Linked DNA regions of Homo sapiens: all the other regions are linked to region 1. Evidence: chromatin loops called from intact Hi-C (ENCODE). Cell type or tissue: gastrocnemius medialis. All regions are shown on one strand. Links, peaks and the distances in the headings refer to the core of each region. The heading gives the core; the rest is flanking DNA.

Region 1 (6,206 bases), core at 478-5,477:
TCAAGTCCTTAAGTGAGGACTTAAAATTCTGTGCGCCCCCATTTTCATCCCTCAGGCAAAGATCTCAGGACTTGTGATAGTGGTTACAGTCAACATTTGCTATGTATGACTGTCTCCATAAGACAGAGTCATGCTCCCCTTCTACTGACGGAACTCAAGAGTCCCTGCTTTGGACAAGGGAGACTGCAGGAAGCTGGATCCAGTCTCAGGTATCGCACCTAGGGATGGTTACAACTTTCCTCATTCTACAGATGGAGACGATACCTGACTCACAACACCCAGGATCGTAATCTCTCTACGCATGTGACCCAGGCCCAGCACCTCCCTATGTGGTGAGGTCACAGCTCTGCCCATGGCCCTGCCTGCTCCCTCAGTGCCAACCTGCCTAGGGAAGAACATAGATCTTAGATCCAGAAAGCCCAACTCTGCACGTACAGCTGAGCAACCAGGAACAAGCCTGCCCCCTCTCTCTGAGCCTCATTTTGCCTGTCTATAAAATGAGGATGATAACTCAGGTAAAACACACACACAGTGCCTGGCACAGAGTAAGTGCCCAACCAAGGTTAGACAGTTTAAAGATCCTCACGAGCCCTTCATGAGATAGGATCTATTACCCCCCATTCTGCAGATAAGTAAACTGAGACTCAGAGAGGTTTAGCAACTTGCCAAAGGTCACAGAGCTAAGCAGCAGAAGGAGCAGGAGCTGGGGCTCAAACCAGGTCGGCTTGTCTCCAAAGGGCTCAGGATGGAAGAGGAGTAGATGGGGCCCCAATCCTGTAGGCAAGAAAAGGAAGAGGGAGGGGTAGAGAAGGGAAGGAGGAGAGAAAACAGAAGGGAGGGCTGTCATTGGCAGAGGACGCCCTGGCAGAGGTGAGGCCAGGTGCAAGCAACTGCCTTAGGCAGAGGTTCAGACCCAACAGGCGCCAGTGGGGGCAGTGCCAGGCTGGCGGTGGACGCCCTCACCCTCGCTCTGTTCTCCAGTGACCTTGCCGGCTCAGCCTGTGCCACCAGCATCCCAATGAGGTTCTGCAGGCAGGAGTTTGGGGTGGCACTCCCACATGACAGGACTCAACAGGTCCTCCCCCTGCTAGGAACAGAGTCAGGGTTCTGCTCTCCTCCCCTGGTGGCCAAGTGCCCCCAGGAGCTCTATTTGGGGCCACAGAGGCAGGAGGTGGGCCTGAGCCCCGAGCAGCCAACAGCCTGAGATGGCCCCCAACCAACCCGGGAGACCTGGGGCACCTGGAGGGTGGGTGGGGCCCACCTACAGCTGCCAGGCTCCCTGCCATTGCCTACGGTCCCCGCCCATCTCTGACAGCTGGGAATTCCTTGGGCATGACAAAGTTGACCGGGCCGGGGCTGGGAGCCTGGCCTGGCAGCCTAGGCAGGGTTCCGGTTACAGCTCTGGATGCAAGCTGGCTGTGAGTCCATGGGCACGTCACTTCCCCTCCCTGGGACTCAGCCTCGCCATGGCCAGCGGTGGCAGTGCTGGCCTAGCTAAAATGACTTTCCAGTGCAGGAAATCTCAGAATCTGGATTCACAGAAGCCAGGGCTTGGAAGGAACCTCAGGCTGTGATTTCCTAATACTGGTGTGCAGCTGACAGTGTCAAAATTACCCTGGGAATGTGTGAAAATGTAGATCTAGGGGATCCCCTCCACCCCCAGCAGAGGAGTAGACTGCGGACCCAGGCACCTGCAGATTTGACAAAAAGCATCCCAGACCCACACTCTCGGAGGGCTTCTTGCCACTTCTGCAGAGGGGAGGCTCTTCCAGAGATGGGATGCCCCAGGATCCCTGAGCCTCCCCACATCTTTGCAGCTTCATCCCCTGGGGCTCCTCAGAAACCTAGAGCCGAGTTCCAGCTTTCACTCCCACCAGCAAACTTTCCGTAGAATTCTCTGCCAGCACCTCTCTGTCTAGGTCCTCTCCACCCAGGCCACAATTACTGGCCACTCCCACTTTCCCTCCCACCCAAAGCAGAAGGCTAGGTTTTTTTGTTTTCTTCTTTTTTAATTGAGGTAAGATTTGCATACAGTAAGGGGCACTATTTTGAAGTGAACAGCTCGATGTATTTCTACCTCTGAACCCTCCGGGTCACTACCCCCCAGGCTAAGCTCTAGACCGTTTCACTCACCCCAGGGAGCTCCCATCAAGACCCCTTGCCTTGCCTCCCACACTGTTCTGAGTCCATCACCATGGATGGGATGTGAGAGGCCTGTTTCTGGAGTGATCTGTGCTTTCAGCCCCTGGAATGCAGGCTCCATGAGGACAGGCTGTCCTACTCCTTGCATTGCCTGGCACCAGGCAGGTGCTGGGAAACTGTGGCCCCCTCCAGTGGCTCCCACTGGCTCCTAGACATTTCCCTTCCGCTTTCTCCCTCACACAGCTCAGACACTGACCCCAGCCACGCCCATATCCAAGCTCACACCCACCCTTGCCCCATGCATTTCCTCCAGCGGTGCTTCCCACTTAGGGTGGGGTGGCCCCTAGCTCCTACCCACTGTGGCCTCCCTCACCCCAGAACACTGCACTCATCGTGTTTTGTCTCCTATGCCCGTCCCACACTGCCTCACACATGCTGGGCTTGACAATCGCACTGCCATCCATTAGTCCTACCATACACCCTCATACTCACACATGTGACCATGGGACAGTCACTCCCCCTCTCTGGGTCTCAGTTTCACCATCTGTAAAGTGACACAATCAGGCTAAGTGCATTCTGTGAGCTCCTTTGGCTCTGAAAATAGCAAGTGTAAATACATATTTGTTAGACAAATAAATAGCCCCAAAGAATGGGTCTTCACTGATAGTGGGATTGTAGCATCTGCTGGAGTCATTTTAGAGGCAGAATTCCAAGTGTGGTGTCAAGAGTGCTGGCTGTGGAGCCAACTGCCTGGGTTAAAACCCTGGGTCTCAACTTTCCCATCTGTAAGATGGGGATAATAGTGGGGCAGGGTGAAGACGAAATAGGAGAGTGCACAGAAGCAGTTGTGGTGCAGAGAAGCCTGGCACTCACCTAGTGCACAGTAGAGTTTAGCTCCTACTGGCATTCCCAGGGCCCAGGGTCACTCAGCAAGCCCTGGAGTCCACACCCGCCCAGGACCAGAGGGCAGAGCAAAATGTGGCAGCAGTTTCTGCCGCATGCCACCAGAGGGCACCATGATGCAGCCAAGTGCGCCAAGGCCTCCCTGACTCACCCCAGGAAGACCACTCCTGAGGGAGGAGGGCAGTGCCAGCCAAAGCCTGCCGGCCAGAAGGACAAGGATGAGCCTCCATCCTCCAGAAGGGCTTCCACCACCACAGCCCTTTCTCCAGAAGATGCCCTACACCACCTCAGCCTGACATTCTGTCCATTTCTATCACAGCCTGTGATCCACAACAGCCTAGAGAACACGGATACTTCCTACCAAAGCCATTAGACCCATTTCACAGATGGGGAAACTGAGGCCCAAGAGAAGGCAAGATCAGCCCCAGGTCATGAGTGAATTTTTGTCTTCCTGTTCAGGCTGGCTTCCCTGCACACCCCCTAAGCATCCGTGGTATGACTCCCAACCGAGGCTGGGGTACCAGCACCTACGCTGCCTCCCTGGCTCCCTGAAGGCTGCAGGAGACAGGGGAAGCCACAAGTGTGAGGGTGGGGAGGCCTCAGCATAAGGGATGGAGAGAGCCAGGGGGGCGGGGGGCAGAGGGAGGCAGAGCAAAGCAACACGGGAAACAGGGCGGGGGCACGAGAGAGATGTGGGAGAGACATTCGGAAGAGACGGGTGGGACAGGAAGAGAGATAGACGGACAGACAGAGAAACCGAACCCTGAGGGAGAAGTGGGGGAGTGAGGGCGGCCGCAGGAGGCAGAGGAAGGGAGAAGGGAGAGCTCCCAGATGCAGGGAGCACACTAGGAAGAGAGATGGGGACAGACACAGAGAGACGGCTGGAAGGGGAAGAGGAAAACCCCTCCCCTCTCAGCCCCACAGCCCCCCACACCCCAGAAGCTTCACCCTTGGCTGGAGGAGGGGACCCTCTTTCCCTGTCCTGGGGGCTAAGCCCAGGCTTGGCACTCGCCCTCTGCTCCGCCCCCACCCAGCAGGTTCCTCAGCCAGACACCTGGGGATGGCGGTTGAGCTGGGCTCCCTGGGGCACCTGAGGCAGACAGGCAGGGTCCCCAAGGCCATGTTGCTAGGAGATGCGGCCCTAGGGCCCCAGCTTATCTCCTGAGCCTCTTCCAGGGCAGGGCTTGGGACTCACCTGGGGCACCAACCTCCCTGAGCTCCCGCCCCACTCAGCCCTGGTGGGCCCCTGCTGGGCATCCTACAGGCCCCTGTGCAGTGAAGAGGCACCCTTCATCCCTCTCCCTAGCCTCCGAAGGCAGAGGGAATGATACTTGGTGAGCACCTGTGGTTTGCCAGGCCTCACCAACTCCCAGCACCCTGTCCTGTCCTGTCCCAGCCACTGGGCCTGGTGTGCTCTTGAGAGACACTAAAACCCAGAGAGGCTGGTTCAAATTTCCACCTGCCTTTTACGAGCTGTGTGACCTTGGGCAAGTCACATACCTCCTCTTCTCCCTCATCTAAGGATGAGATCAGCAACCTCATCTTTAAACAGGGACAGTATCTGCTTCATAGGGTTGTCCAGAGGAGGAAAAGCCACAGTGGGAAGAGGGGACAGGAAAGGCTGGTTTCTATCACTGTTCCTGTCCCTGAGCCTGCAGGGCTGTGGCTGGGGGCACCTCCCAGCACCTCCCCAGTCAGCCCTGTCCTGGCCCTGCTTTGAGCCCAGTGATTCACAGCAGCCTCTAGGGAAAGGGCTGCCCTGACCTCTCCCCAAGGCACTTGGACAGACACAATGAGGGATAAACCCTGGGGCACAGGCAAAGCCACACCCTTGTCCCTCTGTTCTGTTTTAGGGACTCAGGTAAGAGCAACTTACCTCCCAGGCCCTGTTTTAAGCACCTTAGCAAACCCACAAGGGCACCTGGTGCTGGTGTGACCATTATCCCCATAAATGGATGCTCAGAGCTATGCCTCTGCACAAGCTCCCCAACCAGGAATAGAGGGGCTCTGGTGCTTGGACCCAGGCTGACAGCTTCAAGAGCCCCAGCCCTTAACCTCCAGGCCTCAGTACCTGGAAAACCCAGAGAGAGGGTCTCACAGGGAGAAGCAGGAAGGTGGAGGCTGGGCCAGGGCTCCTCCCCGATGCTCCCATCCCAGCTCTAGTGCCTGGCTTGGACATGGCAGGTGAGAGGCCTGGAAGGCAGTGGGAGGACAAGTCCACGGCCAGACTCAAGCTTGATTTATTGTTTGCGCCTTCAGGCTGGCTTGTAAATCTCAGGCTGCAGCACCGGCCAGGCCCCTGGCAGGCCACAGGGGACAACTCCAGGAAGCCTCAGAGCATGCCATCCAGTGGGGGAGACTTCGCTCACCCTGCCCCAGAGCAGTCTCTTGGGGGAGACCCAAGAACTGCCCCAGGCATCACCAGGATACTCTGGAGCTCAAGGACCTGTGGCTATGCCTAGGGTGTCCAGCCCCGAGCCCCTTACCCAGGCCCTCTCCATGCCTTCACTCCACTTTCTCATTCCCCCCAGCCTCAGCAGGGACAGCACATGCAGTGTGGCAGTCGGGGCTGGGTGGGGGGGCTGCTGTTGGCAGCTGTGCCCAGGCCACTCCAACCTGTATGTCTGTCCAGCCATGCCCATGGCTATATGGAGATGGATGCCTGAGGTCAAGGCCCACCTTGTCCTGCTCCAGCCCCATGAACCCTGCAAGTCCCTTGACCTTTCACTTAAAAATTTAACAAGATGAAAGTGGCCAGCATTCACTAGGCAGTCTTGGTCAGAAGTGGTCCTCCACAGATGCCAGCTCCCTTCCTCCTTCCTTCAGGGGCACCAGGCACCCAGCCAGCCTGATCTCCGTTCGCTTCATGAGACACCAGGCCCTTGGCTAGAAGCTCTCTGACTGGGTCCAGGGAGCTAAAAGGAGAGAGAAGCAGAGGGCAGGTGATGTGCCAGCCTGGGGGGTGGGCACTGGTAACCATATGTCCGAGCAGTTCCATGCCAGGTGTGTAATATCTCTTTCTACCAGCATCAGCCCCCTCCTGCTCCTGGGGCTGCAGCCCTTTGGGGTCTCCTGGATTCACCTTCCATCCCTCCATACAGGCACACCCGCCACCCTCCAAAATGAGTTTAGATCCTGGCTCAGGCCCTTTCTAGCATTGT
Region 2 (6,206 bases), core at 392-5,391, 79 kb before region 1:
GTGAGCTTGACCTGAGAAGGGCCACACCTGGGTACATGACCCTCACATATGCAAGGGCCCTCAGGTATGGGAAACATGCGTGCCTCACCATCATGCATGAGTGCAGGTCCCCACTCACAGGCCCGTGGGGCCCCCAGGAGCTTGTATGTTTCCTCCCACATAGGCCTCCACTGCATGGCACTCATGTGTATCCACACAGCTGTCTGTGTCCACTCTGTGCATACCTGCCAATGCATGCACAGACCTATGCACACACGGACACACGGGCACAGCCATGCACAAGCATGGAGAAGCAGGTGCCTGAAGCTATGTCCCTGCACATCCTGGCCAGCACACACGCTTCCACTCTCAGGGGGCGTCCTAGCCAGGCCTGGCCCCAAGGTGGCCGTCCTCATGGCACAGGAATGCAGACAGCTGGGGATGCTCTGCCAGCGGACGTGATAGAAAGGCCAAGGGGAAACCACACGGGCAGAAACCCAAGCAGGCGTGCCAGGCCAAGGCGGGGCCCGTGAGTGCCAGGAATTGTGTAGTTGCAGGGGGTGGGGCACGTGCAGATACTTGCTTGCTCCAGTCTCTCCTGTCACCCTGTGTCCTCAGAGTCTCTGAGACTTGGAGGTCAAAAGGGCTCAGAGACCATTCTGTACCGGGGGCAGAGGCCAGGTTCTACCTCCCCAGCCATGCTATGTGGCAGGGCTCTGCCGCTCTCTAGGCTACAGTGCGAGATGTTAGGGGCCACACCGAGCAGTCTTCCTTGCTGGGAAATCAGAAGAATCTATGACCACAGAGATTTACAGGAGGAGGACTGGTGTCACTGACTCCAGTCAAGAGAGATGGTAAAGATGATGTGGAAGTCACTATAACACTCCAGGTGCAGGCTTGCGGGGACTCACGCTGACTCATCACTGTGTTCTAAGATGTTTGCATCTACTGACTCCCTGGATGCTCACAAAGGGGAGCTGGCCCCCCAATTATGGATGCAGAATCTGAGGTGCAGAGAAGTGTTGTCCCAGAGCTGGCTGACTTCAGAGCCCAGCAGCTAACCACTGTGCTGTGTGGTCTCTGCCTCCATGCACATTTCACACCCTGGCAGAGAGGTTTGCAAATGAGGCCTCGGTATTGCTGGCAGAATGAAAGACACTCTCCCAAATGCAGGGACCTCTGGCCCCAGACAGGAGAGCAGCCTCCCCATCCCCTACAGCATCAACCTTGCCCAAGGTGCAGCCATGCTATCTATGGGTAAGACCACCACACAGGGAGGAGTCAGGCAGAGCCAATGGTTACGGGGAGGGAGGGGCGGGGGGGCTTCAGCCTCTTCTACCAGTGCCAGTCACAGGGGGCCAGCTGAGGCTGGGTGGAGACCAGGTCAGGGTACCAAGAGAGGACAGACATGAAGGTATGAACAAGGCCATGAAAGATAGGACCTGGTGTAAAGACAGGTCATCCTCTTTAGAGGACATCCATGTCCCCCATATAGAACATGTGGCCTAAGAGGGACAGAAGCCAGAGAGTTCCAGAATACACTGAGTCCCAGGGGCTGGCAAGGACCCCAGTGAGGACCTGCTCAATTGCGGAGTCCCTGAGGCCAAGGGTGACAAAGGTGGCTTCCTGCAAAGGGCCCCCAGGCCAGCTGGGACCCCCATGCTCCAGCCCTGTTTGCTGGGCAGAACTGTGGGCTGCTATGCCCTGGTGTTAGGGATCTTGCAGATGAGGGGGAAGGAAGACAGCATTAAAAAATTCCATCCAATCGCTTGAGCCCAAGAGTTAGAGGCTGCGTGATTCATGATAGCACCACTGCACTTCAGCAGCCTGGGTGACAGAGCGAGACCCAGTCTCTAAAAAAAAAAAAAAAAAAAAAAAAAAATCCCATTCCGAGGAACCTCCCGTCCTAAGCTCAGACTTGGCCATTTAGTCGCTGCCCCCCACCAGGGATGGGGAAGCTAAAATGGAATTCCTCCTGTGAAGATAGAGCAGTCACAGGAGTACCCAAAAGGCAAGTGGTGCCCAAGGCCACACAGGGCAGGAGGGACCCCGACTCCAGCAGCTTCCGCACCCTCTCAGAGCAGCCCGCAGTGGAGCCTCAAGACTCCCCACTCCCTCTGCCAGGGCTGACGGTCGGCAGCGTCCAGCAGCTGTGGGAGCCACCCCGCCATTCCCCAGGAGAAGGGTCTTCACCCATCCAGGAGAAGGGGTGCCCAGTCAAACTGCCCTGGGGCTCTAACTGCCCTGCCAGTCCTCCCGTGGCTGGGGGCAGATGACGTCACCCCCTCTGCACCTGCATTTCCACAGCAGCAATGCCCAGCACTCAGCGTTACCGGTCAGATCCAGACATAGCCTGGCACCCGCAAAAGGCCCTCTGCGTGGCCATCTGGAGTTTGCCAAGACTTCTCAAGGTGGTTACACTCCTTTCCAAAGCACTTTTGGGCTGGAGACCTCGTTACACAGCCCAGGACTCTGGGGAAGAGCAAGACTGCCAGGGTCATCCCATTTCCCACTGGACAGGCCCAGGCCCAGAGAGGGGAGTGGCTTCAGGGAAACACCCCGCAAGCTGGAGGCAGGACTTGGGGGACCCAGCCCCCGCTTCCTTCCCACACCAGCCTCCATGTGGAGAAGGGGTGACGGGCCCCACACGGCCTCCCCAGGGCAGCGTCAGGTCTTGCTGTGGCCGCTCGAGGTCTCCGTGCCTCCCACCAGTCTTTCTGGGGCAGCTCCCCCCCTCCTCCTGGGCAGCCCTCCCCGCAGTTGCTGATTCTTTGCGAGCCACCCAGGGGCTTGGGCGGCCAGGACCACTCAGACCAGACCCCCCCGGCCCGAGGCTTAGGGAGGGTGCCGGAGCTCCCCGGGGACTGCTGGAGTCCGGGCTGGGCTTTCAGGGCCCCCGCAGGGGTCCGGGCCCCAGGGGAAGGCGAGGCGCGGGTGGCCCTGCGGTTCGGAGGTGGGGTTGGGGGCGCACGTGGCCGTACTGCCCGTGCGGTCGTGTCAGGCCCCGCCGCGCCCCGGTCCCAGCACGTTCGTCCGCCGCGCAGGGAACAAAGCGTCCTGCGCATTCCTGCGCGCTGACTCATGGCCGGCACGTAGCGCGCCGCCGCCCCTGCTTTGCCCAAAATTGGTCGGGAGGCGAGGGCGGGCCGAGCGCCGCCGCCTGCAGGTCCGCCGCGGCTGCTCGCGCTCGGGCCCCCAGCCCGAGGATTTCCCAAACACGTCGGAGAGGGAGAGGCAGCTGCAGGAACCGCCCGGCCGTGGGGCCCGTGGCGGGGGGCGAATCCCTGCCGGGGGGCCCCTCTTCTCTTTCAGCCTCATTTTCTCCATCTGCCGAGGGGGCATTTGCCAGGCACGGCTGTAAGGACTTGGTATGAGTTATCTCACCTAAGTCGCACACCTACCCCGAGGAAGGTGCTATTAGCATCACCATTTTAGATGTGGAAACTGAGGCACAAGGCGGTTCCAGGCAGGGAATGAGACATGGACACTGACTTGCTTGAGGTGAGGTGCTAGTCAGCTGCAGAGCAAGGATTTGAACCCGGGCTGTAAGGTTTCAGAATCTACATGTGTCCCCTCAAGTGAGCTGCGCAGCCTGTGGCCCGCAGGGTTCCAGGCTCCCTGCCCTTTGGTGGTTGAGACTGGTCCGTGGGGCTCCGGGATGCGTCCCTTTCTAAGCCTCCATTCTCTTACCCATCAAGTAGGTGCCGGCAGAAGGGGGCCCCCCAGGGGTTGTTGGGAAAATCACAAGTGAGGATCCAAGTATTACTGTCTGGTGGAAGGAAGAGGGAAAGGGTTTAACAAACCTGCGTCCCCAGCACCCTCCGGTGATACGGGCAACACCAAAGTATAGAGAAGGGCGAGCTAAGCCCCGCCGGGCAGGGCCATACTGGGATGGGCCTCCTTAGGGCAGCCAGGCGACTTCCGAGCTGTGAGCTGCCTGTCCCCCACAGGGTAAGCACTTGTCAGAGCTGGAAAATGAGGTAGTGGGAGGGGCCCTGCCCAGGATGTCTCTGCCAGCCTTTCCCCTTTCGCCCTTGCAGCCTGGTTTCAGAGACCGTGGAGTTCTTTGGAGCTGTGGGGTGCTGGGCTCATCAGAGGTCCTCTGACCCTGAGTTTGCAGGAATGAGGCAGCCAGCAGATGGCCTTGTTCTCAGATGCCAAGACAGACTGGGCTGTGGCGTCACCCACCTGGGGCCCTTCTGAGAGTCCAAAGGAACCCACCCCACGCCCACTGGCTGGAGACCACCTGGCCTAGGCCTCAACAGAACAGATGCAAGGCCACTGCCCCCACCCTCACCTTTTCCTCTGACTCCACTTTGAACTCAGGAAAAGGTCAGGTCCTCCGCTTGGTATTCAAGATCCTTGTGGTCTGGCCTCAACCTCCTCTCTTACCACGGAATCCCTCAGGCTGTTCACTCCCTATCCTGGGGTACTTCATGCCCTTTCAGGCCTACCGGCCTTTGCCTGGGCCATCCCTCTACCAGGAATGCGCGCTCCACCTCCACAGCCTCGCTCAAAGTCTCTTTGGCTAGAATGCCCTCCCGAGTCTCCAGGCAGAGGCATCCCTCATTCCTCCGGGGTTCTGCAGGTCCATATTTGTCCCTCCCTTTTGGCCAACAAAGAGCCAAGCACGGAAAGGCCCTACACACTCCCAGCTCCCTCTCCCAGGCAAATAGTGATGCCTTTGGGGTACCTTTCCCCAAATCCCAGCTGGGCCAGAGATCCACAGCCCCAGCCCTGGGCCTGACACAGAGTGGGCTTGGCATGTTTGCTGCATGATGGCAGAAAGCATAGCCGTGGAGCTGAAGACCCTTCTTCTTTACCCCTGGCTGTGTGACCTTGGGCGGCTTATGCAGCCTCTCTGAAGCTCACTCCCAGGCCCTGCCCTCTTCCTAGGGCTGTTTGGAGGACCAGATGAATGAAGGCAAGAAGAGTGCTTGGCACGTGGGCACAGCTCCCCACACAGCTGTCATTCTCACCGGGTCATTATTACAGACCTCCCTTGTGCCTGAGGCCTGGGTTCCAAGGCTGGGTGGCAGGCAATGAACTCAGAAGCATCCACAGCCCCTCGCTGACGCAGGCCGAGGAGGTACCAGGAGAAGCGGTTGCCTTATGGTTATGGGTCAGCCAGGCTCTGGCCCTCCACTCCCCACCCCCAGGTTCCACCCATATCTGAGGCCACGAGGCCTTCCCAGCCCACTCAGGCCCTCTTATCTGGGGAGATAAAGGCCCCCTCCCCTTAGGTGGTGGACATCAGCTGGCTGTTGTGTGACCTTGGACACCCTCAGCCTCTCTGGATCAGCCTTGGGGAGTGCCGGGTGGGGGGCAAGCGGTTGACTCCCAAGGCTCCCAGGCTTAACTTCCAAGTGGCATGGCCGGGGCTCACCCACTGCATCTGGGCCCCAGAGGAATGGCTCTGGCTCTGGCTCTCTTCGCCCCCGCCCCACCCCCACCATATCTGGTACACAGGGTTGGTGGGAACTCTCAGGAACCCTGCGACATCATCCCCTATCTCCTATTGAGAGTCTGAGGCTATTATTTTTATTTGATACATTGGGAAACTGAGGCCCGGTGATTGGAAGGCTCTCACCCAAGGCCACACAGGCAGTGGCCAGGACACTGGGGTGTGGCACTGGGCCAGGGTGGTCGAGGTCAGTCTGCTACAGCCCCCCATTCTCTGGTGGGCTCCTGGCTGGTGATGGCCATCCCCTCTTCCACCTGCCTCTCCCAAGCTTCAGCTATGTGCCAGGGCTTGGACAAGACCATCAGCTTCTGAGATGCTCACATGAACCCATGGGACAGAGTGGAAGCCAAAGCTCAAGGAGCTGTGATTGCTGCCCAGGGCACACATCCTAAGGGGCAGAGTGAGATTCTGTCCCTTTTTCCCCACTCTGCCTCCTATACCAGCTGCCTCCCCAATCTGGCAGGGTTTAGGGGCTCCAGCAACAGAGGCCTTAGAAAGCCTAAAGGGAGACCCTCTGGTCTCACAGATACCCCCTGGCTATGGACAACCAAGGAGGGGGTGTGCCTGTTCTGCCAGGTTGGGCCCACCAGGCCCACCTGGGCCCACAGCCCCTTGACAGGCCCAGATGAAGGTGTGAGATCATTGGGCCACCCCAGCTCCCTGTCTGACCTCACTGCCATGACTCAGCCCTGCCTCACCCAAACCTCCTCCTCCTAGGGGACCCCAGGATTGGTGTGACCAGGCAAGTACTGTCTCCACTGTG
Region 3 (6,206 bases), core at 603-5,602, 150 kb after region 1:
TGGGGGAGTTAGTTCCAACAAAGACCCTCAACCAAGAGGGGCATTATTAGTTCATGATAAATACTCCAGCTTCCTTTCCCATTGGTAGGACAACTATGTGGTCTGTTTCACATAGTCTCCCACAGGCCCCACACCAGGGCTGAGCCTCCGTTGGCCACCAGCAGCAAACTGCTCATGTTCAAATCTTTTACTGGCTTTTCTCCTTTCCTTGCCTCACATCTCCACTTCTTCACTGCACTTCCCAAATTAACTACTAGCATCCAAATCCTTCTCTTGGGTCCTGCTTTTGGGATACCCAAACTAAGACAGCAAAATAACCATGGCTCAAGCAAAATACAAGTCCATTTCTCTCTCATGGAATGGTCCAGCACTAGGAAGTTTAAAGCTAAGAGGGCAGTTTCGGCCGGGCGCAGTGGCTCACGGCTATAATCCCAGCACTTTGGGAGGCAGAGGTGGGCGGATCACAAGGTCAGGAGATTGAGACCATCCTGGTTAACACGGTTCACCCTGTCTCTACTAAAAAAAAAAAAATACAAAAAATTAGCCGGGCGCGGTGGCGGGCCCCTGTAATCCCAGCTACTTGGGAGGCTGAGGCAGGAGAATGGTGTGAACCCAGGAGGCGGAGCCTGCAGTGAGCCGAGACGGCACCACTGCACTCCAGCCTTGGGGACAGAGTGAGACTCCGTCTCAAAAAAAAAAAAAAAAAAAAAAGCTAAGAGGGCAGTCTCATAAAAGCCATCAAAACCCAGGCTCCTTCTATCTGACTTCTACCCTATAGTCCAAGATGGCTGCACCAACTCCAGCCACCTCGTGTATTTTTCAGATAGCAGGAAGAAGGCACAAAGAATAGCACACTCCCCTGCTTAAAAGACATTACAAGGAGGTTCCACAAGACTCCTGCTTATACTCATTGTTCAGAACTCAGTTATATGCCCGAATGTAGCTAAGTGGAAGACTCAGAAATTTTTTTTTTTTTTGAGACAGAGTTTTACTCTTGTTGCCCAGGCAGGAGTGCAGTGACGCAGTCTCAGCTCACTGCAACCTCCGCTTCCTGGGTTCAAGTGATTCTCCTGCCTCAGCCTCCCAAGTAGCTGGGATTACAGGCACCCACCACCACACCCAGCTAATTTTTGTATTTTTAGTAGAGAGGGGGTTTCACCATGTTGGCCAGGCTGGTTTCAAACTCCTAACCTCAGATGATCTGCCCACCTCAGCCTCCCAAAGTGCTGGGATTACAGGCATGAGCCACCACGCCCAGCCAAGAAATGTCATTTTTAACCCAAGTAGGCATGTGCCTAGCTGAAAGTTAGAGATTCTATTACTAAGGAAAAAGTGGAATAGACACTGGGAGACAACTGGCATTCTATAGAATGCCAAGCAGTTACGAAACACAGAGTAGAGACTGACAGACTGTTATGTAGGAGTTCCAGAACAGAGGGAGTGCAGGAGAAGCAAGATTACAGAAATAAGGACTGAGAATTGTCCAGAATGAGAGAAAGACATTGCTTAGATTCAAAATGCGCACTCAGTGCTGAACAGAACAAATAAATTTACACCTAGACCCAGTGTAGTGAGACGATAGCACATCAAGAATAAAGAGAAAACATCAAGGCTATTGCAGTAAAAAAAGGCATTACATGTAGAGGAAAAGTAATTACTCATTTATCAACCAGCAAATATGTATTAAGTGCTTTCTTTGAGTCAGGTCTGTTCTAGGGATGGCCATCCAGTCCTGACCTAGACAAATAAGTTTAAATGTCTATCATTTATTATTAAATAGAGATTGAGGCCCTTAGAGAAAAAATACAGCAGAGCAAGGAATAAAAGTGATGGAGGGTGGGAGTGGGTAGGATGTCTTAGGGAAGATGCTCAGGGGAGGCCTCTCTGTAACATTTGAGCTGAGACCTGAATGAAGTGACGCAGCAAGTTATGCACATTTTTGGGGAAGAGCATCCCAAACAGAGGAAAGCAAGTGCCAAGGCCCCGAGGTGGAAATGTACTTGTTATGTTCAAGAAACAGCAAGAAGGCCAGTGATCCAGCAGAGTGAACAGGGGTAGCAGAATAAGCGGGTTGTCTGGAGAAGGCGTCTGAGGCCAGATCTTATGTGTGGAGCCTTGGTGCAGCAGTGCGTTGGTGTCAACTCAGACTGGCTCTGTCTCGATTCTTTACATCCCTTCTCAACTCTGAGCTCAGTGATGTTACCTTGGAAGCTTGAAATTGGCCATGGAGGGAGAATATGCACCACAATTAGCAAATGCTACATATCAGGGCTCTCTGCCTCTGAGAACTGGTTGTTACCAGCACAGCACCGCTCATAGCTGTGGTGAGAAATTCAGACATTGTTCAAATTGGAATCAGAAGCATTGGAGTGTTTTGAACGGCAAAAAGGCAGAATACTGCCACTTGGTTTCCTTCTCACAAGATCACTGTAGAGAACAGAGCCTAGGGTGCAAGAATGGAAGCAGGGAAATGGATTAGGAGGTTGTTGGAGTGGACTGGGTGAAAAAGGAATGGGGACAGTCTAGGAAGGCCATGAGGAGGAGGCAGTTTTAATCTGGTCTTCTATTTTCTGGTACGATCTCCCTTACATCCTGTTTAGCCTCTGTTGATAGACTGATTCCACTGGCTGGGAGGAGCATATTTTCCTGGAAAGAGCATGGGATTTAGAATCAGTGGGCCTGGATCTACTTCTCAATAGTATCCCTTGAGGAAATTATTTAACATCTTTTGAGTCACAGTGTCCTGTGTGTAAAACTGAATACCTGAAAAGGTGGCTGTGAAGACTAAATGAGATAAGGAGTGTAAAATTCCCATTTATCCTTTGGTGGGGCAGAGCGCCCTCATCCTCAGCCCACCAGGGTCCCTCATGTAGACTTCATGCCTAGAAGCAAAAAGAATGAAACTGCCAGGATCAGATTCCCCGGGGCTGGTCGCCGGTCTCTGCCTGTTCCCAGGTGGGCCACCAGCGCCACCTCGTGTCCAGTCTGGGTTCTTGCAGGCCAGCCTTTCCCTGGATGATTTCTTGATCCTGAATCACCTCCATTGCCAGATGGAGCCAACAGTGCATGAAGTGTCCTAACATTCATCGTCTGACCTGCCAACAAAGCATGCTCTCTGCTCTCCTCTGATCCTCCTCTGCATGTCAGTCTCACCTCCACATCCAGATTGTAGAGGGCACACGGCCTGTGTCTTCAGCGTCCATTCCTTTTACTTGAGTAATTACTTTGTGCCACTCATTCTGACATAATCCTTAAGGCAATTATATCCTTATTCCTTTTCTGGAGAAACTGAGGCCAAGACATAGAAAGTGACTTGCTTAAGGTCACTGGGCAAGCAATTGAGGTAAGATTTGATTCCAGGACTTCTCAATGTAAACCCAAGGTTTTTTTCCACAAAAACATCCAGCACAATGTGGGTACCCAGAAGATGCTCAGTGGATCATTTCATTTTTTAGGCTTTTTAAAAGAAGTGAGCAAAAATAACTGAACAGGAGCCAGGGGACCCACCCTCAGGACTCAGATTCAAGCTCTGTCTTTTACAACTTGCTGAATAACCTTGGCTGGATCTGGGTCACTCTGTGGCCTTCAGTACCGCATGAGGAAAGGAAAGGGATTAGACTAGGTGATCCCAAAGTTTCCCTCAGGTCCTGATGTTCAACAATTGCAAAGTTGAGGAGAGGGCTCTAGAAAGGGGTTAAGATTGTGGGCTCTGAGGCCACTGCTTGGGTGAGTCCAGGCTTCACAATAGCTATGAGGCCTTCAGCAAGTTATTTATCTCAGCCTCCGTTTCCTTGTCTGGAAAATGAGGATGATGAGAGTAATCATCTGTACCTCATAGTGTTGCTCAGTTATCTACTAGACCCTCTTAAAACTGTGCTTGGTACATGGTAGGTAATACATTTGTGTTCATTTTTCAAAAATATTGATTCTGGCTGGGCGTGGTGGCTCACTCCTGTAATCCCAGCACTTTGGGAGGCCAAAGAGGACAGATAACTTGAGGTCAAGAGTTCAAGACCAGCCTGATCAATATGGTGAAACCCCGCCCCTACTAAAAATACAAAAATTAACTGGGTGTGGTGGCACGCACCTGTGGTCCCAGCTACTTGGGAGGCTGAGGCATGAGCTCACTTGAACCCAGGAGGCGGAGGTTGCACTGAGCTGAGATCACACCACTGCACTCCAGCCTGGGTGACAGAGTGAGACTCTGTCTCAAAAAATAAATAAACAAATAAATAAATAAAAATAAAAATTCTACCTGCTACCTAATTCTATTTGTTTCAGGTAACATAAAAGTCTTGTGCATTACAAGGTTGGCCACTGGTTAATTCCTGCAAGCTCCTGGACAGTCATGCATCTAGCCACAGATAAGGTCATGTGTTTGATTCCACATAGTATCATCTGGATTACAACATAAATAAAACCTGAAAGTCTTAAGCCAAAATGAGGATCAAAGACCATTGTGTTCTCCTAAATTCCATCATTCAAGATATCCTGGAAATTTCTAAGACTTGGATCCTAAACCAGGCCACTCTGAGCCTCAGTTTTCTCACTTGCAAAACTGGGAATTGGACTGGCTATTTATGAAAGCTGCTATTATGGGCCCGGCACTGTGATAAGCTTTCACACAGCGAAATCAGAGTATAGTGTGCACTGACAAAGGGACAAGGGACCCCTGCCCTCTGATTTGGGTCACTGTACTTCAGGAACTGAGGTTGGGCAGTGGAATGGTGCATCCTCTCTATCCTGTTCCTTGGGATATCTTCCTAAACGGGTAAGTGGGGAGCCTGGAGACCTTGCTAGGTGATGGGACAAATCCCTTCTCCTCTGAGAATCACAGGCCTCTAGGGCAGCCCAGCCCAGCCCAGCCCAGCAGGACTTTCTAGGGTGATGGAGGTATTCAATATCTGTGCTGTCCAATATTGCAGCCACTAGTCACCAGTAGCTTCTGAGCACTGGAAACATGGCTAGTGCAATTGAGGAACAGAATTTTAAATGTATTTACTTTTAGTTAATTTAAATTTACATAGACCGTTGTGGCTACTGGCTATTCTATCGGATAGAGCAGCTCTGAGATATTTGGCTTTGAGAGCATCCTCCTGGAGAGATGAGGTAATTGAGACACAATTGGACTGAGTGGTTTGCTTAAAGGTTTTCAGTGACTCTGTGACAGAATTGAAACCAGAACCTAGGTCCTTCTTATTCCATAACAGGCCTTTTTCCTCACATCACTGCTAGATGTGGAGACATCTAACATTGCTCTACAATAGCACCACACTTTTCTACAGGTAAGTAGTTAACCTTGACTGCAATGCTCTTCCTACCCACAACCATGCTCTTTCTGCTGGGTAAACTCCTACCCATCCTCAAGACCCAATTCAAACATCATGACCTTCTCCCCATTCCTGGCAGTTCCTTGCTCCCTTCCTGTCCTCCTGCAGCATTTTGTCTGGTTAGCTGTCGGAGCACTTACAATGTAATTGTCAATTTATTTATCTCCCCAACTTGACTAGAATTCCCTAAAAGCACAGATGGTTTTTTATTCTTCCTATCTCCAGAACGCAGCACAGGAGTCTGGTCAACAAACGTGTGGAATCAACATACTAAATATACTACAATGTACAGACTCCAAATAAAAGCAGACCTATCCCAGAAGATAAGGGAAGTGTACCAACCAATCAGAATGCCTGGGTTCTGTTTATCATCATGCTAAATTGCTGTGTGACTATGGGTATATTGTGTCCCCTCTTTGGACCTGAGGGGGTTGGACTGTGCCATTTCTAAGTAGGGCAAGCCCCAGCCCCTCTACACTAATGACCCCAAGGGAGTCCTGGCTCAGCAATTTGGGCAGGATGAGATGGAGCCTCTGGGGGAGGTTACTGGGTATGGTGGTGGGCGATGGCCAGCACACTGTGGCCGGCACAGAAGCAGCTGCTTGCTGGACTCAGAGCTGCCAGACATGCAGCTATGTCAGCAGCAAATTCCTAGGCCACTGGGCCGGGAGAGTCCAGGGCCCCCAGAAACAGTAGAGGAAGGACTGAAAGAGCAGCTCAGAGGCCGGGCGTGGTGGCTCATGTCTGTAATCCCAGCACTTTGGGAGGCCGAGGCAGGTGGATTGCCTGAGATCAAGAGTTCGAGACCAGCCTGGCTAACATGGTGAAACCCTGTCTCTACTAAAAATACAAAAAATTAGCCAGGCGTGGGGGCAC
Region 4 (6,206 bases), core at 662-5,661, 130 kb after region 1:
GAGATCTGCCCTCTGAGCTTAGCCCTGGAAGGATATGCTGTCATTTCCAAGGAAGCAGATTCTCAGATGTAGACAGTGCTCAGCCTTGAAAACATAGAAAGGGCTGAGGTTGGTGTTGGCAGTGTTGAAAGGGCTGAGGGTGTTGAATTTAGTACCCCACCCATTTCCCTTCCCTTCCAGATGATACTCCTGCCCGATCCTGCACTGAATTAACAGCAGCAAAAGCCACCCCGCTTCCCAAACAGAACAAAAACCTCCTACAAGCTTGCCACAGTAAGTAAAATTGTGAATATCCAAATAACCATGATTAATAGTAACAGGCAGCTAAGTAGCTGTTTACTGAAGGCTTGAGCACCAAGTACTAAGTCCATGGTCGCACTTATTTCTTGTATCAGCCTTCTAGGTGCGGAGTGTTATATCCATTTCAGAGAAGGAAACTGAAGATTAAAGAGTTCATAGAACTTCCAAATGATGGAGATGGGCCTCAAACTCGGGTCTGCCAGATCTGGATGATTCCTAACCAAGGGCTCCCTAAACTTACACTGCCAAGGTTGCATTCACTAAGCTCCTGCACTGTGCAAGGGCACTTTGACAAGAGAGCCAGAGTATCCACAGGTTGACTGACACCAGGAAAGCAGACACCTCCCTGTGGAAATGGAATACCAGACCTTCCTCTCCCTAGGGCCCTTTGCTCATTCTCTGCCTCCCACCTGAAGAACATTTGCTGCTCGTCTCTGGGACTCTCATCCCTGCCCTGGATCTGGACTTTCCTTCAGCATCTCCTCTTCATGTCACTAGCTTGCTCAGCCTTCCAAATCCCCACTGCAAATCAATTCTTTTGCAGAGAATTATTCTAGTTCCATTTCCCTTCTGGCCCGCTCCAGCCAGACCCAGAGAGCAGTTTGGTACAACCACAATGGTTCATCAAAGTGTTATGCTAAACACAGCTCACTTAATTCCTAAGAGGAATTGTGTTCTCAGTTACTATTTTTTTTCTCCCCACTACACTGAGATAATATCCCCCTAGCTTTTTGAAGACAAAATGTTCTTTTTTTTTTTAAGTGTTCATACTTAGCAAAAGTTTAAGTTGCCAGACTCTATGGGTTCTCCTTTTTTTCTTTAAATAAAAGGGCCTGGGAACTAGTGATTGCCTACTAATCTAATCCAATCCCTCATTTTCACAGACTGGAAAAATGAATCCAAGAGAAGAGGCTTAACTTGTCAAAGAATCAGCTTTATTTGTGAGCTGCACAGACTCTGGGGTCAAAAGACCTGGTTCGAAGCCAGCCCAGCTACTGTGTAGCTGGTAGTTTGCCACAATTAGGAAGTCATCAGATCTGTGAGCCTCAGTTTCCTCATCTACAAAATGGGCTGAGAATCAATTAAAATATTACATGGTTATCACTTTGAAACCATAAAATACTATCAAGTGTTAGCTGTCACCTAATCCTTCAACTTCAAAGCTGGAGCAGAAGCCAAGCCTTCTGACCCATGTCCTGTTATTCCTGTCTTCCTCAGTGTGTTCAAGCAGGACAAGGGTAGGCTGCAGAGTCAGAGACCTGGCTCGGACCCCAGCTCTACTGTTCACAAGCTGTACAACTGTAGGAAGAATAACTCATATCCTCAGTGGTTCTTTATCTGCAAACAGGGGATGATCATAATAAATTCCTGGTTGATAGGATGAACTGAGTTAATATACAGGAAGGGGACTGAGTGGTGCCTATCGCATGGCTGGCTGACAATAAGTGGGTGTTCTCTCCCCTTCCCCTCAATCCTCCAGCTGTCATTCTCTGAATTTCCTCCATGGTGACCAATCTCTTACTTTCTTTGAAGGAAGATTTGATTTTGGAAAGAGCCCAAGGTCCCCGAGAGGCTCATCTGGCCAGGGAGGCAGCCTGTTAGTAATGAAGCCCGGGAAGGAACACCCTTTGGATGTGCAGATGGGCTTCAGCTCTACAGGGGAGGAAGAACTTCTGCAGTGGCTCAGGAGCCAGCTCGGAAGGAGGCCGGTCTCGCTGGGGGGCATGCCGGTCCACCTTGAGGGAAGCAGGTCTGCACCTCCCAAGACAGGTGCCATCAAGTGTGGGCAGCTCCAAGGGGCTGGTTCTGGCCTTGATGACTGCCTCTCAGTTTCGCTGAGCCGGATGTCAGAGCCAGAATGACACATCATCTCGTCCACTCCCTTGTGTTTTTTAAATGAGAGAACTGAAGCCTTTCCTTCCCCCACCTGTCCCCTGATGAACAGAAGGGAAGCTTCAAGTGCTACTCAGAATGTCCACGCTAGAAAGTGACCTTGGGGCTATCCAGCCCAGCCCTCTCCTTCTCCAACCTTCTCTTTCCTGCCCACCCCACTTTACAGATAAGGGAAGCAAGGCCAGAGAGAGAAGAGCCATGGGCCCTATGTAGCGACAGAGCCTCCGAACACCCACGTCTCCTGACCCTTGCGCGGCGTTCTTCCACTGCCCTGGGACACAGCTCTTTATATGAGAAGCAAATGACTGCTCCTTTGGCCTTTCCTGAGAGTGTCCACGGAGCGGGAAGGAGGGCAAGCCCAAAAGGAGATGCCAGAGAGGGGTGGGCCACCAGCTAGGAGAAATTGACCAAAATCAAAGCTGCGGCACTACATGCTGTCTACAGAGGGTCCTGCCAGGGAGCAACTCCTCCGCAGACAGCCCAGCTCCACAGCAGCTATCCCTGCCCCCACGGTGACTGGGCAAGCCCCCCACTCTCTAGCCTTCCACTTCCTCATCTGTGAAAGAGTGGGCGCTACACTGTATACACCCCTGGCCTTCATACCACAACTCCAGGGACTGCAGCCAACATCCCACAGCAGAATCTGGTGGCCAGGGCAGCCAGAGGGCCCTGCATCACTAATCCCCATAGTGCCCATCGGAGGAGCAGCAGGAATCCTCAGTGCAGGCTTTTACCTCAAACTTCCACTTTATTGGGCTTCGGTATCACTTTTGCCCCTCTGTCTCCCCCAGATCTTCCAGCCCCCTTTGGCAGCAGCTGCTGGGAGCTCAGCCTGGGAAAACTGCACCACCTAGGGGCACTCAGCCCCCACTGCAGCCTGGTAGAGGAGGAAGGTGCGATCCAGGGTTCCCCTCTCCTCCCAGAGCTCTCCCAACCCTCCTCTGCCTCGGGGTCCTCACTGTCACCTTGAGAAGGGCGGGCAGAGCAGGGGATTTTGAAGACAGAGAAACTGAAAAGGTGAAGCAGCAATGATGTGTTAGAGTCCAAACCAGAGCTCAGGCCTCCTGATTCCAGCAAGCTTTTTCTACCTCCCATACCAACCTCCAGTCCAAGTGAACATCTGGGTGGAGTGACAGTTGACACGTAAGAGATTAGTAAAGGCCGGGCACGATGGCCTACACCTGTCATCCCAGCACTTTGGGAGGCCAAGGCGGGCAGATCACCTCAGGTCAGGAGTTCGAGACCAACCTGATCAAGATGGTGAAACCCCATCTCTACTAAAAATACAAAAATTAGCCAGGCGTGGTGGCAGGCACCTGTAATCCCAGCTACTCAGGAGGCTGAGGCAGGAGGATCACTTGAGCCCAGGAGGCAGAGGTTGCAGTGAGCGGAGATCGCACCACTGCACTCCAGCCTGGGCGACAGAGCAAGACTCCATCTCTGAGAAAGGCTGGGTGCAGTGGCTCACTCCTGTCATCCCAGCACTTTGGGAGGCTGAGGCAGGAGGATTGCTTGAGGTCAGGAGTTTGAAACCAGTCTGGGCAACATAGTGAGACCTCTGTCTCTATAAAATTTTTTAAATAGTTTTTTAAAAAGAGGCAAGTCTTCAACAATAACTCTTTGGTAGGACAGAGGTCATCTTAAATCACAGAGAGACTTTTTCGTTTGCTTCAATAAGGATTTAGGATGGGACAGGTCTGACAACAGGCAGTGAAGTGGCCTAGTGGAAACACCAGGAGCTTTTTAGGGTTAGGGTTAGGGTTAGGGTTAGGTTTAGGGTTTAGGGTGCCCGACAGACTGGGGACCAAGTCCTGGCTCTATCAAGGACACAGCTGGGCCATCCCTATGTCCCCTCCAGGAACAAGTCCCTGAACTAGCTGCAATGCAGGATTAACTTTCTTACTGGGTTCTTGGGAGGATTATTAACAAATTTTGTGACTCCTGAAACACATGGTTGGTGTCAATAGGTCTGTCCTACATGCCATGGCCGGAACTGTCTCATCTCTTCTCCACTCAGAACCCCCCACAAGCCTCCAAACCCAGGTTAAAAGCCGAAGTCCCCACCATGACCTGCCTTCCTTTACCCCTGCCCCCTCGACAACCTTTCTCCTCCTTCTCCACCCACCAACCTCACTTCCTGCCCTGTCCCCTTCCCACCACCCACCACCCACCACTGGCCTTCTCACTGTTCCTGAACACCCTGGGTGTGGTGTTTGCTGTTCCCTCTGCCTGTAATAACACTTGCATAACCTGCTCCCTCACTGCCTTTGGGTTTTTACTCAAATAGCACCTTCCAAAGGGGTGTTCCCTATCTAAAATTTCAATATCCATCCTCCTCCACATGACTGCTTCTTTCCCCTCAGCCTTTGTGACCATCTCACCTACTACACTGAATGTAATTCACTCATTTATTATCTCCTCCCATTTGATGTGCTCATTGCTGACTTCTTGGCATATAGTGGGAGCTCAGTAAACATTTGTTAAATGTGTGAATGACTATTCAAATAATAATTTTTAAAAGAAAGAAAAAACTCTGACCCCCAATGCCACTTGGAAACTCAGAAGATAGGTAACATGTATGATACTTTTCCATTTACAATATCTTTTCCTGTGAAATAATAAATGTTACCCCAGGACACTGTGAGAAGACAGGGAAGGGATGGCCATGCCCTTCATGGATAAGGAAGTGGAAGCTCTGTGGATCGAAGGACTTCTGCCCGGGTCTTGTCACTGTAAAGGCAAGATCCAGGAGAACCCAGTCTCCAGGCTGAGAGCTGCAGAGCTGTCTTCCCACACTGCAGCTTCCGTGGAGTGGGGGACCTGGAGGTACTTATGCTGAAGCACTTGCTTGAAGTATTGTTCTTTGAATAAGCACAGTATTTAAGTGGCCACCCAGTCAGCTTTTAGAGGGCTATCCCAAGGAACAAGCAGAGCCTTTCTTAACACGCATGAAAGCTGACTGGGCACCAGCTCTTGCCATAGCAAGACCAAGAGACGAATCCAGGGCACAGAATGCCAGACTGATCAAAGCAGCATGGCTAGCCTCCCAGAGCAGAAGCTGCTTCCACCAGAGGAGCCAAGTCACGGAGAAAAGAACAGGGATGCTGAGATTGGATCCCAAATCCATCGGGAAATGGCCTTCCCCCCGGCAGGCCCCATTCCCCAGAGCTCCTCCTGTCTTGCCCAGCTGCAGGATGCTCAGCTCTGTGTGGATATGTTGGCTTGCCCCTCTCCCTAAGCCAGTGCTTCTCGACTAAGAGGAATCTGACAGGGACTATTTGGCAATGTCTGCAGACATCTTTGGTTGTCACAACTATGGGGATGTTACTGGCATCTAGTGGGTAGAGGCCAGAGATGCGGCTACACATCCTACAATGCACAGTGCCCCCAGGAATTATGCAGCCAAAGTGTCAACAGTACTAAGCAGAGAAGCCATGCTCTGGACCATGAGTCCCTGGAGGGGTGAGAAGTGTCAGAGCCTTTTCTACACACCCAGGGCCCAATGTGGCGCCTGTAAAGACACCTGTAAGAGTTTGCTGATGGACACAGGCCAGGTCAGAAGACCTCTTGGTCTGTCCTGACTCTAGGAGTCTATGATTTAAACCCTCTGACTCTACCCTGCAGGCCTCACACTCCTCATTGGCAGGGCTGATGGCCCTGGGGCTGGAGGTCAGGGGCATCTGCAGGAGAAGGGGGTTCCCTGTGGCGCCACATCTCCCTTAGGTTCACAGCCCCCAGCTCTGCCCCCACTCACACCTGTTCTCAGTGGTGATGCTGGGCTTTGGAATGAGACCAACATGAGTTCAAATCTTATCTGTCCGTGCACTCACTCTGTGTGCTCTTGGGAGTCACTTCTCTTCCTCATCTGTAAGCCAGGGGCGTAATCCCTGCTCTACCCCACTGGGACTTTTGTGAATATTCACAAAGTACTGAACCAGCATGAAGAAAATCTTACTACTGGAGGTGACAAGCTGGCAGGTTGCAGTTGGAGAATCCTGAGAGCTTCAGGGGCC
Region 5 (6,206 bases), core at 359-5,358, 94 kb after region 1:
TAATTCAGCAGGAGGATTACTCTGGGCTCGTAAAATTAGTTGGGGTATGTTCTCTCGTATATTTTCTGAGAGTTTGTGTATGATTGGTATCATTTATTCCTTAAATATTTGATAGAATTTACCAGTGAAACCATCTGGGTGGGAAATTTTTATATTATAAATTCAATTTCTTTAATAGATATCGTTTTCCAGATTTTCTATTTTCTTTTATGGAATAATCTTCATAAATGCCAATAAATTATATCACTCCCCTTATGAAAGCCCTCAGTGGCTTCCCTCTGCACAAAAAATAAAACCAAAGTCCCTTCCACAACCTATAAGGCTCTTTATGATCTACCTCCTACCTACTTTTCTGATCTCACCTGGAATCACATTTCTAATATTTACAGGGCTGATTCCTTAATATCATTTATTCATTCATCCATTCATTCAGTTTGTTAGTTATTAAGTTAGTTAGTTAGAGATGGGGTCTTGCTCTGTCACCCAGGCTGGAATGTAGTTGCACAATCATAGCTCACTGCAGCCTCAAACTCCTGGGCTCAAGCAATCCTCCTGCCTCAGCCTCCCAAAATGCTGGGACTTAATATCATTTACATTTCAGTCCAGGTGTCACCTCTTTAGGGAAGTCTTTTAGGCCAAGTCAAAATTACCCCCTCAATTGATCTGTTTCATATTATCTATTTAAAAAATTTTATTTCACTTATCATTATCTGACTTTATCTTTATTCTTAGTTAACTCATCTATTATCGCTATGTGTTCACCACACCTTTTAGAATTTCAGGTCCATGTAGGCAGGGACCTTGCTGGTCTTACTCATGGCTGTGTGCTAGGAGCCTAAAACATATGGCCATAGATGGCAGTAACTACATATTTGCTGAATCGTTGGCTTGTTGTGCTGGCCCCCAGCCCTGTGCTCTTCTGTGATCAGTCCCCAGACATGGTTAGCATCAGGTAAAGGAACGGGTAGAGTTTCCAGTGGCCACACCTCCACAGTTTTTTTTGTTTTTTTTTTTCTCCTACCAGTGTCTGACTTCAGCCTGGCTCTCTTTCCCATCACCAGCAGTCAGGAGGCATCTTCAAGGCCATTTAGGAGAAGAGATCCAAGTGTAGCACCTGGACACAAAGCTGTGGCTACTCATTCTAGTTCAGAAGCCTCTGAGTCCATGAGTGTCTTTGAATAAATCACTTCCCCTCTGTCTCTCACCTGACACATTGTAGATGCTCAATCATTCTCCAGTAAAGATCACTTTACTGTGAGATGGACCCACATTTATATAGTTCTAACTTACCCCAATACCCTTGTTATAGATGAGGAAACTGAGGCACAGAGAGGCTAAGTAGCTCCACCAATGCCACAGAGTAAAAAACTGGAAGTGCTGGAGCTCATAGATTTCCCCCTCAATTTATGATCCCACCAACAAGGGCATCAATTTCAGAAATTAACAGCTGCAAATGATGGCATCAAACCGGACGCCGCAGCAGCCGTCCGAAGTGCATCTCCAATTCAGGTTTATCTTCATTAAGCAAGTAATTCATTACCGGGCAGTAAGCATTCACATCAGAGCGAGAATATTAAAAAAGTAATTATATTTTTTCACAGTGCAGCTTTCTGGGTAAATTGTATGCAAATTGCTGTCTAAATCAGGCTGGCAGATCCCGGGCAGGTCTCGGCACCATTTGGGGGAAAATTTGGGAGGTTGGACTAGTCACTCTCTGCCCACTTTAGTGAGTGTCCAGCACAGAGTCTGGCATTGAGACAGAGAAGGTTTAAAAATAATAGCTTCTATTATTTCTTAACTCCATCAAGCCTTGGTTTCCCCATCTGTAAAATGGGGCTTCTCCTAGGACTCAATAAGGGAGTGGAGAGGACAGTCTCCAGCACAGGACCTGCCCGGCATGGATATGGGAGGCAGATGACTTGGGAAATGGCAAGACAACTTCAAGGAGGAACACAGGGTTGTATCAATGAAGCACTGATACCTATGCCCAGAGAGAGGGTCAGGATAGCTGCTGGGGTAGGGCAGGGGGTGCTGGGGTAGGGCAGCGGGCGCTGGTGAGGGACCAGGAGGCCTGACTTTCTTCTCATCCTGACTCAGCCACTAAGTCATGTGTGACCCTAAGTTCTCTGGGCTATGCTTAATGCCCAGCCGTCTTTAACAAGGATAATTACCCACCAGGTGCACAGAACCATCACTGCTCCCAGGTCACACTGACCTCTAACCTGTAGGAACTAGAAGGCCCATGCTGGAAAAGAGGGGCTTGAAGAGCAAAGGCATCAATCCTCTCAGTTTACTGATGGGAAAAAGAAGCCCAGAGAAAGGCATCAGAGACTCAGAGTCACACGCCAGGTAAGTGATGGAGTCAGAACCAGAAACCCAGGCCAGAGCAGCTCCAACATGCACTGTCAGTACCCGTCTTGCAATGGGCACTTACGGCCTGTGTTGGAAGCTGTTGCACATGTTGGAACATGTTGCACATGTGGCTTTATCTCAGGGTTGGGAAGTGATCCCGGGCTTGGGTCTGAGAGAGGTTATTTCCCAACTGAACCTTAGTTTCTCCACTTGTCAAATGAGGCAGTTGGGAGAGACATCGCTATGGACCCCTCCCATGAGACTTACTAGGTAGGATTTTTAATGACATCCTTTCCCTTCCCCCAGGGCAAAAACTCTGAGGAGAGCCAGGACTGCCCAGAGAAATAGGGGCAGAAGCGCTGGGCCTGGCTGAGGGCATCTTTGTGCCAGTTCCCAGCCTTCCTTGCCCACACACTGGCCACCAGCGGCGGTGATGGTTTAGGAAGATGCACAGTGCCCCCTTGTGATGGGGGCCACCTGCTACAGAGCTCCAACAGCCCAGGTCACAGGGCCAAGGCTACCCCAGAGGCCGTCTCCAACACACCCACACAAAGGTACAGCTCCAGCACACAGAGCTGTTGGGGGCTATGGCTATGTCTGGAGCTACAGTCACTAAAAGTCCAGCCAGGCGTGGTAGCTCACACCTGTAACCCCAGCACTTTGGGAAGTGGGCGGATCACCTGAGGTCGGGAGTTCAAGACCAGCCTGACCAACATGGAGAAACCCCATCTCTACTAAAAATACAAAATTAGCTGGGCGTGGTGGCACATGCCTGTAATCCCAGCTACTTAGGAGGCTGAGGCAGGAGAATCGCTTGAACCCGGGAGGCGGAGGTTGCAGTGAGCCAAGATCACACCATTGCACTCCAGCCTGGACAACAAGAGAGAAACTCCATCTCAAAAAAAAAAAAAAAAAGTCCAGCTCCATTCAGACTCACACTTGGGTTGGTACACACAGCTACACCCATGGGACACGAAGACAGGAACAGGTGTCCATACCAGCCTGGCCAGATATGGCTATACCTGACCACACGTTGACACACAGACACCCACAACACCCAGCCACAGTTAAGCCTTGGGTAGTCACCCAGCAGCGGCGCACCACACACACTGCATTACCCCATCACACCCAGACCCAGGCCCCTCTGGAAGAACAGGTGCCTCCTCTCTGACCCAGCTCTTGCTCACAAACCTTCACCTGTGCAGACCGTCAGTTCCTCATTCATGGGGCTACTAAAAAAGTCTTCCTGCCACCCGGGGACAGTCAGTTCCCAGGCTACACACAGAAGCACCTGCTTCTGTGCATGTCCAGACACATGTTGCGGCTGCTTCTATATCAGGGAGGCCCTTCTGTTCTCCTGTCTTGCTCAAGCATCACTTTCGAGCATCCAGTCCTGCAGGGGATTTTAGAGACCAATCAAGGCACAGCTCCTGCCTTCTCCCCACCTTGACATCTCTGAGACACAGCCCCAGCAGCAAGCAACCTCGGGCCTCACCAGTCAGGCCTCCTCCCACACCCTTCTCTGAGGCTGGGTTGGGGTGGGTTTAGGAATGAGCATGGGCTTGTGGAGCTTTCTTCAGGCTGTGAAACCTTCCCAGGCATTGGGAGTTTCCTTTCTGACTGGTCTTTCTTTAACTTATCTTTCTAGAAGAAATGCAAGGCTCCCCTGGAAGCCTTTCCTGACCATGCCTGGTAGCACCGGCCCCTGGGTACAGCCATGGTCAAGTTTGACCCAGGAGTCAGGAGAACCAGGTCGAAATCCTGGCTCCTATTCTAATTTCCTGGGTGACCCTGGGCCCATCTAGTCTTTTTTCTGGGCCTCAATTTCTTCTTCTGCACCATGGGGATGGGGCGGGAGGAGAGCACTAAACTGAGCTTGAAAGGACCCTCCGGTCTTATATTTCTCAAACTGTACTTTCCCCAAAGACCAGGACTGGTGACTGAGGCGCCAGAGCCAGACCCCACTCCCTGGTCACCTGCTCTGATGCTTTCCCCCCACCCTGGGCTGCTGACCACAGACACCCCTGGCAAAGGCAGAGCAGAGCAGTGGAAGGGGCAGCGTCATCGGAATCAGGGACAGCTGCGGGCATGCTGTGCTGCTTGAGGACAGGGTCTGGACCTGCAACTTCTTCGGCAGGGCCTGGTGTGCAGGTGTCACTTAACAAACATTTGCTAAATTGAAACCAATTCACTCCTTCCTAGCTGTGTAGTCTTAAGCAGGCAATTTCGTGTCTCTGAGCTTCACTGTCCTCCAGTGTAAGAGAGAGATACCAGCTCACCCCCTGTTATCTGTAGTCATGAGGATTCCTCAAGACGCTGCATCCCTCCAGAAGGCACTGCTCTCGACCCAGCGGGAGCCCCGCCAACAAGTCTCTCTTCCTCCTTCCCCTTCAAGCCTGCGTTCTCACTTGGCTGGCAGAGAAGTGGGACTCCCTAGAGCCCACCGGCCTTGGGGAAGAAGAGCTTGCCACAGGAACGGATGGGAAGGCGGACAGAGGAGGGGCGCGTGTGCCAGCATCCTGGAAATGAGCTTGGCCGGGTGGCGGCAGCCTGCTTCTCACTCTTGCCACACCGAAGGCCCCATAAGGCTCTGAGCAGGCAGCTGGGGTGGGAGGAAAAGAGGGAGGCAAACCCCTTCACCCACAGATACATGCAATCCTAGCCCCAGAGGTAGGGAGTCACCAAGTGCCCACCAAGGGAAAAGATCTGCTCTGTAGCAACCCCTCAGTCCTTCCCAGAGACATTTGCTCAGTGCCTTTTAAAGCTGTGCATTCCCTGGCCAGGGAGCCCTCTCTCTGCTGAGCTAAGCCTGCTCCCAGGCTGCCTGAGTACATCTGCTCCTTCTGCTCACGACAGCCCAGGACATGCAGACCAGCCAGGTGTCCTGCCCTGGCCTCCACCTCCTAGTCCTCTGCAGGCCAGACAGCAGTGCAGCTGTTACTTCTACCACATGGGTCTGAATCCCTCTCACCCGCTCCGACATGTCCCTGTGTATCTAGGCACATGCACACAGGTACACACACACATGCACTCCTACGGGGCCCCCAGGATCCAGTCCATCCCGGAAGGGCGCAGCCACCCTCCCCTGCACAGGGGCTGCTCCCCCTCCTCTCCTGAGTCTCCACTACTGCAGGACTGCCTTGGAAGACAGAGAGCAGGGGAAGGTAGGGGGCCCTGGAAGGACACGTCTCCCACTGAGAGCCCTTCCTCTTCCCCACCCCCTGCCTTCTGCCACTTTCCTATGTCAGGGCCATGCTGATGACACCAGAGAATCCATCAAATGCCACCCCCATGTCAGGTCATGTCACAACATAATTAAAGCATTAGATCTTTGTGATGAAGCCGTTGCCATCAATTCTGAGAGTGACTGATCCAATCTACAGAAAGGGAAAATTTCTCTCCGCCTGCCACAACTGCCACAGCTGGCTTCCCCTCCCTGAGAAGGGAGACGGTGGTGCTTGTTCTATTTAGGGCTCCAGACCTCAGTCTGGGAGGCAGGAACTGAGCCATGTGGGGGGAGGGCCGGCCTTGGGGTGTGTGCCCGTCCTGCCTCTGGGCCACTGGGGAACAGCAGTGCCTGGAGGCCTGGGACTCCTTCAGGCCCAGTCACTGAGCCACTCTGTGACTTTGGGAAAGGCCCTCCCCACCTCTGGATTTCAGTGACCTCTTCTGTAAATGAAAAATGAGGAGGGGGAGGTATGAAGGGTGGGAGGAATATGACTTGGTCTTTAATGACCATGGAGGTCAAAGCTTCAGGAGCATGGGGCCAGGTGGCTCAGGTTCTGATCCCAACTAACTGTGCAGCTGTGGTCAAGTGAGTTCTCTTTTCTCCTTCCCCTCACCCACAGGAGGGG

Evidence for each region. Peaks named below come from ENCODE experiments on the same cell type or tissue, not always from the same donor. Only the 100,000 strongest peaks of a DNase experiment are listed, where the experiment ranks them.
Region 2: it touches region 1 in a loop (2.4-fold over the local background); 3 of 110 quality-filtered maps call a loop at or near these places.
Region 3: it touches region 1 in a loop (8-fold over the local background); 98 of 110 quality-filtered maps call a loop at or near these places.
Region 4: it touches region 1 in a loop (2.8-fold over the local background); 87 of 110 quality-filtered maps call a loop at or near these places.
Region 5: it touches region 1 in a loop (9-fold over the local background); 66 of 110 quality-filtered maps call a loop at or near these places.

Annotation. Positions count from the first base shown.
Region 1 is chr1:41,414,211-41,420,416 of GRCh38, reverse strand. No RefSeq gene overlaps it. Among named protein-coding and RNA genes, the nearest start is that of FOXO6-AS1, 42 kb to the right of the region's middle. RefSeq lists an enhancer at 1,166-1,460 and a silencer at 1,166-1,460. In gastrocnemius medialis, for the core only: CTCF peaks have their summits at 1,490 and 3,146 (motif pointing right); DNase peaks (open chromatin) are centred at 946, 1,376, 1,678, 3,166 and 1 weaker place; H3K27ac peaks cover 2,512 bases.
Region 2 is chr1:41,493,243-41,499,448 of GRCh38, reverse strand. No RefSeq gene overlaps it. Among named protein-coding and RNA genes, the nearest start is that of EDN2, 12 kb to the right of the region's middle. RefSeq lists silencers at 2,843-2,892, 3,033-3,222 and enhancers at 2,746-3,294, 4,888-5,418. In gastrocnemius medialis, for the core only: no CTCF peak of the experiment used is centred there; DNase peaks (open chromatin) are centred at 488, 2,267, 3,088 and 3,669; H3K4me3 peaks cover 1,118 bases; H3K27ac peaks cover 4,194 bases.
Region 3 is chr1:41,265,120-41,271,325 of GRCh38, reverse strand. No RefSeq gene overlaps it. Among named protein-coding and RNA genes, the nearest start is that of SCMH1-DT, 26 kb to the right of the region's middle. RefSeq lists an enhancer at 2,815-3,109. In gastrocnemius medialis, for the core only: CTCF peaks have their summits at 2,770 and 2,984 (motif pointing left); a DNase peak (open chromatin) is centred at 2,965.
Region 4 is chr1:41,279,717-41,285,922 of GRCh38, reverse strand. No RefSeq gene overlaps it. Among named protein-coding and RNA genes, the nearest start is that of SCMH1-DT, 40 kb to the right of the region's middle. In gastrocnemius medialis, for the core only: a CTCF peak has its summit at 3,048; no DNase peak of the experiment used is centred there.
Region 5 is chr1:41,319,672-41,325,877 of GRCh38, reverse strand. LOC124904159 (a long non-coding RNA gene) reads right to left here and starts at 3,028. Exons shown (of 2, transcript XR_007066027.1): 1 at 1-3,028. RefSeq lists an enhancer at 3,438-3,697. In gastrocnemius medialis, for the core only: a CTCF peak has its summit at 2,830 (motif pointing left); DNase peaks (open chromatin) are centred at 2,797 and 5,257; H3K27ac peaks cover 15 bases.